Regions from separate parts of the Homo sapiens genome. Here region 2 is linked to region 1. The links are chromatin loops, found by intact Hi-C in ENCODE. Cell type or tissue: IMR-90. All regions are shown on one strand.

Region 1 (8,000 bases):
GACTGTACTGTTAAAAAATTATTCTTCTGGAAAATATGCATTCTAAGACAACAATAATTATTTCATTTATTCTTCTTCTTCATACGAATAGAAGCAACAGTTACAAATTATTGTGTACCAATCAGCAGGGCTAAGAATTGTGTATTATCCCATGAAAGCTTTCAAACAATATTGAAATAAAGATATGTCTATAATCTTCATTTTACTGGTGAAGAAACTGAAACTTAGAGAAAGGCTCTATAAGTTGGTTTCCTAGGAAGTGGTAGAGCCAACCCACTGGGCTTTTGTAATTTTTAATTTTTATTTTTTTTACTTTCCTAATTTATTTCTTTTTAAAAATGGCTTGATTGGGGTACGATTGGCATGCAATCATAAAATTAAACCTGTCCAAGTTTAGTGTCTGCACTCGATGAGTTTGAGGATAAGTATCCACCAGTGAAACCAGCACCATCATCAGGGTGGTAAACACATCCCTCACCTCCAAGGGTTTTCTTCCACCCCGTTATTATTATTGTTAAGTTGTTGTTGTTTGTTGTTTTATGAAGCGTTCACATAAGATCCACTGTCTTAGCAATTTTAAGTACACAATACAGTCTTGTTAGCTATGGGTGCTATGCTGTAGAGTAGAGCTCATACCGCATCCACCTGGCATAACTGAAACTTTGTTCCCTTTGACCATCAATGCCCTGTTCCTCCCTTCTCCCAGCCCCTGGTAATCACCACTCTCCTTTCTGCTTCTATGAATTTAACTATTTTAGGTTCCATATATAAATGAAGTCATGTGGTATTTTTCTGTGCTTGGATTATTTCACTTAGCATAATGTCCTCCAGGTTCATCCATGTTGTTGCAAATGACAACATTTCCTTCTTTTTAAAGGCTGAATAATATTCCCTTGTACAAATATGCCCCATTTTCTTTATCCATTCATCCACCAATGAGCATTGAGGCTGTTTCCACGTCGTGGCTGTAGTGAATAACTTTGCAACAAACACAGGGTTCAGAGATCTCTTAGAGATACTAATTTTATTTCCTTTGGATATATACCCCAAAGTGCAATTGCTGGACAATTTGATGTTTCTATGCTTACTTTTTTTTGAGAAACCTCCGACTGTTTTCTACAATGGCTGTACCAGTATTTCCACTAGCAATGTACACAGGTTTCTTTTTCTCTACATCTTCAGTAACTAACACTTCTTATCTTTTTTTTTTTCTGAATAATAGCCATTCTCACAGGTGTGAGGTGATATCTCGTTGTGCTTTTGATTTACTGATAATTAGTGATGTTGAGCACTTTTTCATGAACCTGTTTATCTTTTGTGTGTCTTCCTTGGAGAAATGCCTATTCAGGTCTTTTATCCCTTTTATAATCAGGTTATTTGATTTTTTTTTTTTGCTATTTGTATAAATTATTTGTATATTTTGGATGCTAATCCCTTATCAGATATATGACTTGCACACTTTTTTTTCATTCTCTAGGTTGCCTTTCTATTTTGTAGATTGTTTCTTCTACTGTGCAGAGCTTTATAGTTAGGTATATTTTGCTTGTTTATTTTGACATTTGTTGTCTGTGCTTTTGGTGTCATATCCAGAAAAACACTGCCAAGACCAATCAATGACAACAAACTTTTCCCCGATGTTTTCTTCTGGGAGTCTTACACTTTCAGGTCTTATGATTAAATCTTAAGTCCATTTAGAGTTGATTTTTCTATATGGTACAAGGATCCAATTTCACTCTTCCATATGTGGATATTCAGTTCTCCCTGCACCATTTATTGAAGAGTCTATCATTTCCTCATTGTGTATTCTTGGCACCCTATCAAAAATTAATTGACTGTATATATGTATACATTTATTTCTGGGCTCTCTATTCTATTTCATTGGTTTGTGGGTCTGTTTTTTTTATGCCAGTACCATCCTGTCTTCATTATCATAGCACGTAATGAAATTTGAAATCAAGAGGTAGAGTGCCTCTATCTTTGTTCTTTTTGCTCAACATTGCTTTGGCTATTAGAATTCTTTGTGATTGCTTATGAATTTTAGGATTCCTTTTTCTATTTCTTTGAAAAAAAAGCCTCTGAAATTTTGATAGGAATTGTGTTGAATCTGTAGATCCTTTTGAGTGGTGTGGACATTAAACAATATTAATTTTTCTAATCCATGAACATGAAATACTTTTCCATTTATTTTTATCTAATTTTTCTCATCATAGTTGTTTAGCTTTCAGTATATAGAGCTTTTACCACCTCAGTTAAGTTTATACCTAAGTATTTTATTCTTTATGATGCTATTACAACAGGATTGTTTTCTTAATTTCTATTTTGGGTGGTTCATTTTTAATGTAGAGAATGCTACTGGTTTTTGTATGTTGATTTTCTATCTTGCAACTTTGCTAACTTCATTCAACAGTTCTAACAGATTTTTGGTGGAGTCTTCTGGGTTTTCTGTATATAAGATCATGCTATCTGCACACAAAGACAATTTTACTTCTTCCTCTCTAATGTGAATGCCTTTTACTTTTTTTTCTCACCTAATTGCTCTGTCTAGGACTCCAGCACTATGTTGAATAGAAGTGGAGAACGTGGGAATCCCTGTCTTGCTCCTGATCTTAGAGAAAAAGCTTTCAGCTTTTTACCTTCGAGTATGATGCTATCTGTGGGCTTGCCATGTATGGCTTGTTTGATGTTGAGGTATGTTCCTTCAATACCTAATGTGTTGACAGTTTTCATCATGAGACGATGTTGAATGTTACCAAATGCCTTTTCTGAATCTATTGAAATGATTGTGTAATTTTTATCCTTCATTCTCTTCATGTGGTATATTGCATTTATTGATTCATCTATGATGAACTATCCTTGCCTCTCAGGGATAATTCCCAAATTTACCCAGCTGGGCTTCTTAAACATTCTGTCTCTATACTTCTATTCACCTACACTTCTTCTTCTTTTCCTTTCTTCTCTCCCCTCTTTCTTCCTTTTCTCCCTCCCTCCCTTCCTTTCTTCCTTTTATTCAACTTACATTTACTAACCTTCTATCAAAAGCTAGGCTTTATCAAAAATTCAAAGTTAATCCCAAACTTAGGATGAATTACTTTAACTTCCGTCCTAGTATGCCATCTAATATTAGCAACACAGGCTAAAAAGATGACAGGACTACAGGAATGGAGAAGGGAGAGAGCAGTGCCACGTGAAGTCACCTTGGGAAGAACGGGCCCACCTAGAGTGTGAACTCAGAGCAGAGGCCTAGAATGAGGGTGCTTTGAGCACTTGATTCCTAGAAACATAAATATGTCATGAGATGAAGTGTGCAGAATCACAGTACTTTCCAAACCTCACCGAGGATAAGTCCCGCTTCTCTTTTCTCCCCTCTTCAAGTTATGTTTTCCTTCAGTTTATCCTTGTTTCTCTCTTTCCTCATTTGAGATGGACAAAACTCAATGAATCATCTTTTTCTAAGTATGTTAGTAGAATATAGTTTCAAAAACAGAATTAAAATAACACCGTTTAACACAGGCTAGAATAGGGACTAGACATGGACGTTCTCAGGTTCTTCGTGGTGTGCCACTAGCCATTATGTGGCCCCATGTAAGTCATTAAGATTCAGGTAGTTCAAGGTTGATTGTGCTTAATTTATTCAATTGCGAAGACCACATAGTGGTGTGGCTAATTATTGTTTAGAAGGTGCTGAAGCTTCTCAGATGAAAGCCACCATGGAGGAGCAAGAGGTCATTACAGTAATCACTGCTGCAAAGTGAATTCATTTCCATAGAAGGTCACTTATGAGTTGAGTCACATTGTAGAGAAAGAGCTTAATCTTACAAGGTTGAATGGAGGGCATGGTCACATACCCTAACTACCCATGATCGGCAGGAATGAAGAGTGGTGGGCAGGTTGCAGCAGGATCTCAGAACTTCTCTTCCTCCCTGCACCTCCCTGTAAAGCTCCACTGGGCCTGAAGAACCTGTCCATCTATCTTGATAAAGCCTTCAGCTTGAAGGCACCTGCAGTCTGGCCAAGGGTGCCACACAGCATTGTGTAGGACACCCTTTGAATACTTGTGGGTCATTGCTAAGCCGATTCCTCCTCCCTCCTCCTCTTTCCTCTAAATACCATGTTCTGGTTCTGCCTGTTTCTAGGTGGTCATTTCTAGGTCAGAACTATCCTATGCCCAAACAGAAGAGGGCTTGTCTGGGTTCTCAGCAAAGATGCCAGCACTTACAGAGCTTTACTAGGCAAAGCGTGATAGATGATAGATTCTGTGTTTCACCCACACTGCTTTGTTTTCACTGCTGTTTTGCAATGGGTTGTAAACATAACAGAGTCACTGCCAGTGCTAATGATCTGTGATTTTCTAGCAAGGAGGTCAATTGCACCGGGCACCTACCCACACTGCCTACTACCCTTAAAGCAGCAGATCCCATTTATTTTGGGAATGTGAACATCTTACAAACTCACACATTCCACATTGTTCTTCCCTGCCTCCCATGCCTTCATATAAATACAGCATCCCAAGGGAAAGAAAAACTGCCTTTTCATGAATCAGAGAGGATGCTTAACGTATTTGACTTAAAAAAAGTACTTTTAAAGACGTCAAATCCCAAAGTAAGCAGCTTTTACTTCAAAAATAAGCCCACTTCGATGGGAGATCAAAGGGATGGAACTTTCCAAGTTGCAGTTGAATTTAACATTCCAAGAGTCAGGAGGGCAGATTAAAATAGGATTTTGCTTGCAATAACATTTGCGGTCTGTTCAGCATTGTTGAGTGCTTAATCTAGCCAGGAAGTCTGATTTACAGGGAGCTACAGCAGGCCTTCAGCCCCCGGAATTCATCCCAAAAGCAACATGACTTTCGTTTTGAGGAAAGGCTTTGACACAGGGACTACTGCTTTCTCCCAGTAGGGGTTACCAGCCTATTTCAAATCAGGGCCTTTCTTTTCTATAGCAGCAATTGTAAGACAATGAAAACATCCTGTTTCAGAAAAGAATTTGCAAAGAAGTACAACAGGATATTCTCAAACCTGGTGCAAAGTGAATCATCTTATCAAACACAAACTACCTGAGCTATATATTGGTACTGTTTAATTGACAACTCTAAGGTAGGTCTTTGTTTTATTATTATTGTTACATTACTATCATTATTATTATTAATTTGCCATCTTCCTCTCCAAAAAGAACTGTGAATTCTTAAGAATACAGGAAAAGAAGGGACCTCAGGGCTATTATCCCCAAGGCCTTCTGTGGGGCAGGACGATTGAGGCTGGAAGGGGCTGATTTCATCCTCTTCTGAAAGCACTGCAAAAGTGAATTCTAGGGCTTCCTTCCAGAGAAGCCTTCAGAATGACTCAGGAGTCTTTTCATCTCTTCACCGAATTTCTCTTTCCTCACTGTAATTCAATTTAATTTTAGAAAATTAGAGTATAGAGTACTGGCTGCAAACACAAAAACATACAAATGCTACTTCAAAGAGCTTTTACTCTAGGAAGGAGGGCACGCATCTTCTAGTAAGCTCTGATGTTTTTCTCTGACCTCAGTGAAAATACAACGCTTTTTATTTCCAGTCATAGGTTTGGAATGTACTATCACACAGGGACATGCCGCTCAGCCTTTTCTAACCCCCATCGTAACATGCTAAAGAGAAACTGATGAAATCGTTTGCTCAAGGACATGTCTTTTAGCAGATGGGGCCAGAGTTAAACCTTGGTAATGGCTGATTCTAAAATCTAAGATATGATTTCTCATGTGCAAATTCTAAAATCAGGAAAAGTCTGAAAACAAAGTCATATTTGTAGAACTGACACCAAAATACATATGGCAGCAAAAAGTGAGCAGATTTATACAATATTGATGACAAGCTTTCTAAGTCCTTTATTCTGAATATGTATACAATTAGTACAGAAGTATTAACGTATTTTACAAATAGATGACTGCTCTAGCCCTGCTTAGGGTCCTGTGGAAAAATATGGTGAATATACCATATTTTGAAGATTGAAAAAGAAAAGAAGAACTCTGAAGCCTGTATCTCCTCAAGGGTTTTTCTTGGGGACAGTGGACCATGATGTAATTCCTCCCAAGGAAAGTGTAGAGAGCAATAACTCTTGCCGTAGAATACAATATTTTGTAAAACATGCATCAAAATATCAGAACTGAATGTAACCTTTAAGTGAATGTAATTTAACTTCCTCCTCAATTAAAAACCTTCTTTCTGCTGCTGACAGCTGTCCATTCAGCTAACCTGATGTTCTCTATTACTGGTGGCCTATTTATTGCTGCTCAGTCAGGGTTAATAGAAAATTCAGCTGGGCTTGGTGGCTCATGCCTGTAATATCAGCACTTTGGGAGGCCGAGGCGGGCAGGTCATGAGGTCAGGAGTTCAAGATCAGCCTGACCAACATAGTGAAACCCTGTCTTTATTAAAGATACAAAAATTAGCAGGGCGTGGTGGCGGGCACCCATAATCCCAGCTACTTGGGAGGCTGAGGCGGAAGAATCTCTTGAACCCGGGAGGCAGAGGTTGCAGTGAGCCGAGATCATGCCATTGCACTCCAGCCTGGGCTATAGGAGAGAAACTCCGTCTCTAAAAAAAAAAAAAAAAAAGAAAGAAAGAAAAAGAAAAAAAGAGAAAATTCTTCCTTCAGTTTAGCCACGTTGTCCTTCTCCATAACATCCCCAATGGATTCTGTTCTGTCTCATGACCAAGCGGCAGAAACAGGCCCAAGTGTGGTCCTTGCAACGACGGTGCCACTCACAGCACCAGGCCTTCCAGCGGTTGTTTTATTTTATTTTATTTTTACTTTTTTGAGACAGAGTCTCACTCTGTTGCCCAGGCTGGAGTGCAGTGGCACTATCTTGGCTCACTGCAACCTCCGCCTCCCAGGTTCAAGCGATTCTCGTGCCTCAGCCTCCCGAGTATCTGGGATTACAGGTGCGAGCTACCACGCCCAGCTACTTTTTTAGTAGAGATGGGGTTTAGCCATGTTGCCCAGGCTAGTCTCAAACTCCTGAGCTCAGGCAATCCGCCTGCCTCGGCCTCCCAAAGTGCTAGATTACAGGCGTGAGCGACCGCGCCGGCACAGTGGTTGCTTTAAAATTTAATTATTCACTTAAAACATTTCAAAGTGACTTGAGATCTTTCATTCAAAGTTTACACCCATAAATATTTGATGCCATTGGATGGATGCTTTTAGCTTTCTGTAGCTGTGATTTTTACCCCCTAATTTTGTAGATGAAGCTTTTAAAACACTCCACTCATTTGAAATAAAAATAACAAAGGAAAGGCTGAACAAATTCAAGTGTCTTTCCTCTTTTCTGTCTCCTTGCAGGAAAAAATCATATTTCTTGGGCAGAGTGTATATACTGTATCTTTTTCAATGACTGGTTTGAGAATGGAGTTTATGATTCAGGGACCTCAGAAAGGCCGTTGTCTAGGGATAAATTAGATCTAGCTGCAAGTCTGAAGGTGTATGTTTCCAAAATAGTCTTAGGATAAATTAAGCCATTTACTTCTGAGCTGGACTTTTTTTTAATTTAAAAAAATGGATTTTAGGAAACCAAGAAAGCAACATTAACAAAGACCCTGTGAAGCCTGAGAATCTCATTTCCTGATTTCACGGTGTCTTCTAAGTGGCTGCTGGTGGCTAAGGCAGGCCTCATGTTGGCAAATGTTTCTTTCCGTCATACGTGGGTCTTTGGAGACCTGGAGATGGTGCAAAGTCGAATGGATGGCATCCATCCTGTTACTGGGAAATGCGGTCCGGTGGGGTGGGGAAGGTTCCACACACCCACATTCCCCAGGTCACCAGTTACTCTGAGATTTGAAAGCCCTAACAGGGAAAGGACAAGTCCCTGTTCACCGTGCCCCTTGGCAATTGGCTACACATGCATTTGTGTTATCTTTGAGCCCGATCCTCACCACCCCAACCTCACACGGAGACTCCATGACTCTAGACAGAAAGTATGCATTTTCCCATAGGCAAAATTTCCTGCACCAGCAAACTCAAGGTTTT
Region 2 (8,000 bases), 170 kb after region 1:
GGCCATAAATTGTGTTGGTTTATTGCAGATTTGTACATCCCACTTTTAATCCTCCATAAAATTATAGATTGAAGGAGTGCTTCAGCTCATCAGTCCATTGGTTTCTGATGAACTTATAAAGGAGAAACTACCATTTAGACAGTTTCTCTTGTGAAATGACAATATATTCCTAGAGAGCTTTATGTTATGGAAAAAATGTGACCTTTCAATTTTAGAGAAAGAAGTTGGAAAAAGTCTCAATCCTAAATTCAGGTTACATCTAAGTGAGCACACAGATGAAAAAAAATTCGGCAAGTGGCTTCTAAATTGGGATCAGAGAAGAGAAAAGCTCTGAGTTTCATCTGCACAAGTCCTATAAAACTGTTCCAAATTCTGGATTCCCTAGGTTTGTACTTTCCAGTGTCTGTTTTTGTTTGTTATTTTTGCTTTGTTTTTGTTTTGACTTTTAACACTAGTCCTAGAAAAGTCTTCCATGGTCAAGTAATTACGGGCTATCATTCATAATGTAGGTCACAGAGCAATTTAGCAGGTTCGAAGCCCTGCCAAGTCCTGCTAAAAAGAACGCATCTTGATTGTTTTTAACCCAATATTTTACAGGCACTGTTTGTCATGGAACATTTTTAAAATATGTCCCTAGTTTTGAGTAAAATTTATTAACATCAGGTGGACCTACTTTGAGAAATACTCCTTAGATTAAAATCTTGAGGTCAAAATTACTGAGAGCTAAACATGGCTACTATACTTGAAAAATCACTTCAAGTTTAGGAATATCTGTTTTCCTTTAACTAAGTTCTAGTGCTAATAGGATCATTACCTCTTCTGCTCCTTATTTTAAAATTATGTATTATGTGTCAAACACTGACCTAACGGCTTTGCATGAGCTGTATGATAGAGTCTGGTCATATCCTCTCTACTAGTGCAAAACACACATATGTGCTTAAACGTTCAGGGCACACATGCTTGCACATGCACATACATGCACCAACACATGCTCACATACATTTTCCAAGAAGACAAAGTGGTGGAAAAAATGACTACTCTGTTTATTTTCAAGCAGTGTGTTTCAGTATAAAGTAAAAACTCATCACTAACCCTGCAAAAGAATTCTATGATAGCAATCTGGAATTTCTGGGAGTGAAGCTGAACAGTAAAGCAGCAGAGCAAGTGAGATGGTTGATATGCAAGGGGAAGGATCAAAACATGGTGCCCTCTTTCTCTGAAAAAGACTGATGAAATCCACACAGGGCTTGGCACCTGGCTGGGAGGGGCAGATCATTGGTTTGTAAACTTTCATAGAGACATCACCAGCAGGAATCTAGCCAAAACCAAACAAACAAAAACAGAGACAAAAAAGAGTAGTGTGACGTTTTCCTTCCTTCACGGACATGTTGGTCCAGTATTTCTAATCCATTTTTCTTAAAATTTGTCTGGGTCATCTGTTCTTGTTAAAATGTACACTCAGCATATTATACATCTGAAAGAAAAACTAACTTGAAAAACTGACTTGAGCAAGCATCAAACCAGTAATAGAAAATTATTTCCCATGAGATTCCTTAAAGAACTAAAAGTAGATCTACCTACCATCCCACTCCTGGGTATCTACTCAGAAGAAAAGAAGTCATTAGATGAAAAAGATACTTGCACAAATATGTTTATAGCACCACAATTTGCAACTGCAAAAATATGGAACCAGCCCAAATGCCCATCAATCAACGAGTGGATAAAGAAAATGTGATGTATATTTACCATGGAATACTACTAAGCCATAAAAAGGAATGAAATAATGGCATTTGCAGCAACCTGGATGGAATTGGAGACCATTATTCTAAGTAAAGTAACTCAAGAATGGAAAGCCAAACATCCTGTGTTCTCACTCATAAATGGGAGCTAAGCTATGAGGACACAAAGACATAAGAATAATACAATGGACTTTGGGGACTTGGGGGAAAGGGTGGGAGGGGATGAGGGATAAAAGGCTATACATTGGGTACAGTGGACACTGCTCAGGTGATGGGTGAACTGAAATCTCAGAAATCACCACTAAAGAACTTATTCATGTAACCAAACACCACCTGTTTCCCAAAAACCTATTGAAAAAAAGTTATTTCCCACGAATATCTGTGCAATTTAAAACATATACATAAAAGTATATTAATATTCCTCACACTCACACCTTTTGAGACCACTAGAAAGATTTAGGGGAAAAAAAAAGGAAATTCAGACAAAAGTAGTTTTTCAAGCTGAGTCCTCAAAGCAACAAGTAGTAGCATCGTCTGATCACTTAGCAATAAGTTCCTGTAGCTCCTTTTGCACCAGGTAGTCAAGTAGGGACAACTGGTACTGCCAGGGACCAGGCTACATTTGGGGAGCTGACAAGAGCAGCATCAGAGTAGGCTTTAGTGAGGAAGCTCATTGGGTTCATGGCATGCAGCCCATGAAAGGGATGAAGCAAGAGGACCCCCTGGTCAGGGCAGGGCATCCATCACGTTGGGAAGAGCAGCCAGTGCAGGGTCAGGCTGGTGAACGGAGGGGACGGGCCAAACGTGAATCTCAAAGCAGAAGCAAATACAGGCAGGTGCAAACCCAAGCGCTGTGCTCGGCCTCCTCAATGTGGATTGCAAAACAACAGTATTTACTGGGGCTTGCTATAGACAAGACACTCTGCTAGGGGAAGGGGATACGTAGAGGCAACAAGACAAAATGCCTACCTTACAGAGAGGGTATGGACTAATTGATATGCTGCATAATGACCATTCATCAATGAAGGACCGCATATTCTATGGTAGTCCCATAAGATTCTAATACCATATTTTTACTGTATCTTTTACGTGTTTAGTATGTTTAGATACACCAATACCATTGTGTTCCAATTGCCTACAGTATTCAGCACAGTCATATGCCATCCAGGTTTGCAGCCTAGGGGCACAGGCTACATCATACAGCCTAGGCGTATAGTAGGCTATGCCATCTACATGTGTGTAAGGACACTCTATGATGTTCACACAATGACAAAATCACCTAATAGCACATTTCCCAGAACATGTCCCCAACATTAAGCAATGAATGACTGTAGCTGAAAAGGGTAATTTAACAACGGAAAGCAGTGGGTGGCAGTCAAGAGTTCTAAGAAGTCCAAGGTGAAAGTGCTCTGTGAATAGATTGCTGGTCTCCTATTTTGCTTTTTGAGCCCATCTGTGCTGTGCTTTTGGAAAAATGTTGTCAGTCCTAACCTCCAACACTCTCAGTGCATTTGGAGCAATACACTTCTGGTGAACAGAGAAAATACCATATTCTGCAAGTGAGATTTTTTGTCTCCATTCTGTGGTTATTCTTTATCCAACAAAATGAAGTTTTAGAATTTAAGTTAATGAACATTTATTGTGGACCTAGCTTACAGAGTAAAGGGACAGATGAGTAAAAGAGTCTTTGCCCTCAAGAGTTATGAAACCTGAATCACAAGAGAAGTATAAAAAGGGACTACCAGAGAGTTCAGATGAAATGAGGTGCATAATGAATGTGCCTTCAGTGGGGCACAGATGGAGTTATGTGGGAGGGCATGGGGAAACTCTTAATGCAGGAGTTGGCCTTCAGATGATCCTTCAAGTGGGATGGTCATTAGAAGGAGAAGAGATCCCCAAGGATGAGCAATGCCAGTATCTGAGGCCAGATGGCCCGGAAAGGCTGGTGCTAGGGGGAGCAGCAGTCACTCTGTTTGTCAGAGCCCAGGAGCTCTTGTACAGAGGCAATGGCTGCACCAGCTGGTGGAACTACATTGCAGGAAACCTCCAAAGCCACACAGGGTTCATCTGCTTTTCAAAAGGCAAAAAAGGACTGGTGGGAAGTTTCTGAGCCAGAAGGAGACAATATCAGTTATATCTAAACCAAAATATTTTTAACTTGGTGCAAGGTTTCTAGATAAATCAGGGAACTGGATAATGAGTCAGAAAGAGTGCCAGGAGGATGTCAGCATCGCAGAGGTGCTCCCTGCTAACATCACATCCTGCACTCAATTTTTTTTTTCTTTAAATCACTGCTCGGGTTGTGTGGCATGTAATGAGAATGGTAAAATGCTTTGTTCTTATTACTGTAATTTCAATAACAAATATGGAAAGAAACAACGAAATGGCCTACACAATAAAAATAATTGTTAACCCATTTTACTAGCTCTGTGGCTAAATTATATTTTTATAAATTACAGTTCCAGTGGAGGCAAATGTGCTCGCAAGTTCCTTGTTAACAAGGTCACCAGTATAATTTGAATATTTTCCACAGCTGTTGCTCTCACACCTAAAGAGGGAAACAGCTCCAGCTATGTAGGGCAAGTGAACGAGAATGCTAATGAGTCTAACAGATTGGTTCAAAATAGAAGCATAAACCTTCAATTCATGAGGACACAACCGTTACGAAACCAAAGCCGAGGAGCTGGTCTGTGTTGAGGAATTCAACACTGCAACATCGTTCGAATATTTGACATAGTTCTTGACCCAGGCTTGGCAAAATTTGTCCACTATAAATAGAGGAAGGAGGGAAAAGTTTATGAGAGACCATATAATTCCATAAACATGAATTTCACTCTTAGAAGAATCCATAAAGAATACTTTGAAAACATGCTTTGTGAACGCTCTTTCACTGAATTACTGTGTAAAGCGTTTTGGCAGCAGTATCATGTTCTATACAGCAGAGCTAAAATTGCAAATTCACAATGATACAAGTGATATTAGGTAATTAAGACAATAAAGATTTATTTGATGATAAGAATCAATGGCTTGATTTACCAAATCAATTGGTTTACTATTTTGTTTGTTTAAGTGGAGATGAAGTAAACTTCCATCACAGTCCTTAATGATAAATCTTTATTGTTGCTGCTCTTTTCCATTCTATCTGCGTTGAGAAACTAGTTTTTGGAACTCGCTGTAAGAGCTGTAGAATGGGAACAGGCTGAACCACTGAGTAAGAGGGAAACAGGTTTTGCACAAGACGACGTGCAAGTGGAGGATCTGACGTGGTTTGAAAAGCCGTGGGGCTTTGACTAACACACTGAGGCATGGAGGAAATGCCACCAAATTCCTACCAAAGCACACTCTGAACATCGACATTATACTAAAGCGAATAATAAATAAGGGGCAAGAACTTGCAGGCACTGCCCATTTGCATTAAAGTCTGACAAATTCCTGCTCCCAAAGAATTCCTCAGGAAATGCATTGAGATGATGATTCTCAGATCAATTCCCTAGCATTCAGGGGAAAAGTTTTTTAAAATCACAAAATTAAAAAACAATGTCTTTCAATACTCCAGGCACTGATTTGAGATGTTACACTTTTTGAAGCCAGACTCGGTACTTTTTGGTATATTGGGCTCAGAGTCTCACTGGTACTAAGCTTATTTGATGCTTTGGTGTGTTGGGCACAGAGCTTTCCCTGGTATGTAGCTTATTTGTAAGTTTCTATAAATTGTTGCAAGTCAGCTGTAGGAAAAGCAGGCATCTTGAGAAGTCCTGGTAATTATTCCAGAGCACTAGGCTTACATTAAAAAATAAAAAAAAAACTTAGCCCAGAGTGTTGTGAAAAAGACCAATGGAGATTATCATTTAGCTACCTAAGAAGAGTGTAAAGAAAACAAATTATTATCCTAAAATACTAGTGATGATTTACCTAATTAATCTTTGACAGCTTGAAATGTGTCCTCAGCAAACGGTAATGTGGTAGTGTGTGCTCAAGGAACACTAGATTAATGAAGCACAGATATAAAAATTGCATCTGTTAGATTATGTAATTCTCTCTGAGTAATTTTAATTACTGGGTATTTCAGGACCTTCCAAATCTTCTTAGAACAAAAATGTCTTATTTTATTTTTAAGAAAACTTACTTTGAGTTTTCCATCACGCTAAATATTTTACTCATCGAGACCTTTTTTAAATTATAAGACTTTTTTTTTCTTTCTTTGATTTTGGCAGCATGGGAGAAGGAAGGTAAATGAACATAGAGAAGTTATCTAACAATTTGTTTTCATTTAACATTCAACAAGGGAGAGATTTGTTTCCTCTCCAGATTTTAAGAGATTTAAATAAGGTCGTTTATGTTCAGCTCAGTTAAGCTACTGATGATCATTCTGTTCTCTTGGCAGTAAAGTGTCCTCAGCCTATTATTTCTTTAGAACAATAAAATAGCCCGGGCTGCCCAAGCCATCATCCTACAATGGGTAGAACCATGCATAGATTATTAGCTTGCAACCACACTTCTGCCTCTATTGGATCATGGCAAGGGGGCCTGACAGCATAGACCTGCTTCTTGATAGAACAAAAAAAGAAGGCTAGCCCGTTCACGACAAGATCATTTACTAAGAAAATATTCAATACTCAACAATTGCAAGTCTTGGGACATTTAGAAAATAAAATAGACTTACACTCCTTGAAGTCATCCCAGGAGAATTCTTCCGGTGAAGACTAAGGTGATCATTCAGCCCCTCGCTCGTTGGGGAGAGAGAGTTAAGTCACAACTGAGATGAGAACATTGGTCCATGGCATTGTGAAATGGATATGCGCGTTAGTATAAAGGGCATCACTTAGTTCATTTCCATCTGGCCAGTGTTTATTCTGTGCTTTTTGTATAAGGCGAGAGTGCAAAGAGGTATGACCAGTCCTCTAGGAATCCCTAGCCAGTAAAAAACTTTTGTCAAAACAGAGGAGAATTCCTCTTCTAGCAATGTCCATCTAGCTGGCTTCTGACTCACCTTCCAACTCAAAACAATGAGACATACTATGTGTTAAATGTATCAATATATACACACACACAATTAAAATCTGTTTGAAACTATAGGGCTCCCAAAGTAGAAACCTCAGATTTCACAATTAAGAAAACTGAACACCAGTTAAAATTTCAGTTTCAGATAAGCAATAGGTAATTTTTAGTTCATGTATGTTCCAAATATAGCATGGGACACGTGTCAAAAGTTATTAATTGTCTCTCTGACGTTTCAGTGTAACTTAGTGTCACACATTTGCCTACAGCAAAGCAGGGAGAACCTGAGGGGCTACCATTCAGGACATCCTGACAGACGGGGCTTGTTTTCCCTGTGAGGCACCTGTTGATTCTAAGCACGGCAGCTTAGAAGCAGAGAGGACAAGTGAGATTGCAGAACACCTGTGGAATTCAAGGGACACAATTTGACTGTGCCGGCCCACCAATGAATAAGGCCTTTATTCAACACTCCTTTGGCTAAGGTGTAGGAATAAGGAGTGCTGTGAGTTTCATTGCATCCTCAAAAGGTGGTTTAAGTCCTAATCCCTGTGGCCTGTGAATGTGACCTTCTTTGGTGATAGCGTCTTTGCAGACGATCAAGTTAAGATCATTAGAATGGGCCCTTCTCCAATACGATGGTGTCTTTATAAAATGGGCAGATTTGGACACAGACAAGCACATGAGGAGAGCACCATATGAAGATGAAGCCGGGGATGCTGTGATGCTTCCACACATCAAAGACCGTCAGCACAACCCCGGAAGCTAGGAGAATGCCTGGAGTAGATTCTTCCTCACACCTTCATGAGAAACCAGTCCTGTCGATGAGAGAGAATATATTTCTGCTGTTCTAAGCCACCAGTTTTGGTAACTTTGTCATGGCAGCCTTGGGAAACTAAAACAAGGGTCAAGTGGAGGCAGCACTGCCCTTGGAGGGTTGAGGCCCAGCTCACTCCATTGCTGCAAATCCTGTCTAAATCATCTCCCTTTGCTAAGTGCTCCCAAACACCCAGCTTGTCAGAAACCAAAAATAAGCCATCCTAGGAGGAGTACAGTAACATTCAAGGCCTCAGGATATTTCCACATACGCCATGTTCAGCACCATATCAAAACAACCAGGCGTAGAATAAAACAAAACGGAAACTACAGCAGCAAAAGAAAAAAAGAAGTTATGAAAAGATGCTCAAAACAATGAATCCTCAGGAAAATAAACACACTGAAATCATAACATTGTCCTTTCACATCCTTACCAAAATGTCTTTAATT

What was found. Peaks named below come from ENCODE experiments on the same cell type or tissue, not always from the same donor. Only the 100,000 strongest peaks of a DNase experiment are listed, where the experiment ranks them.
Region 2: a loop joins it to region 1, with 3 times the contacts of the local background. A loop is called at or near these places in 6 of 110 quality-filtered maps.

Annotation. Positions count from the first base shown.
Region 1 is chr10:3,447,597-3,455,596 of GRCh38, forward strand. All of the region lies in intron 3 of LINC02669 (long intergenic non-protein coding RNA 2669), which reads right to left. The region is part of intron 1 of LOC105376360 (a long non-coding RNA gene); the gene reads left to right. It overlaps LOC124902538 (a long non-coding RNA gene), which reads left to right and starts at 2,038. Exons shown (of 2, transcript XR_007062362.1): 1 at 2,038-5,093. RefSeq lists an enhancer at 4,666-5,303. In IMR-90, a CTCF peak has its summit at 4,891 (motif pointing right); DNase peaks (open chromatin) are centred at 4,815 and 5,565; H3K4me3 peaks cover 477 bases; H3K27ac peaks cover 2,802 bases.
Region 2 is chr10:3,619,562-3,627,561 of GRCh38, forward strand. The region is part of intron 1 of LOC105376360 (a long non-coding RNA gene); the gene reads left to right. Among named protein-coding and RNA genes, the nearest start is that of LINC02669, 120 kb to the left of the region's middle. In IMR-90, no CTCF peak of the experiment used is centred here; DNase peaks (open chromatin) are centred at 4,430, 5,000 and 6,610; H3K27ac peaks cover 1,253 bases.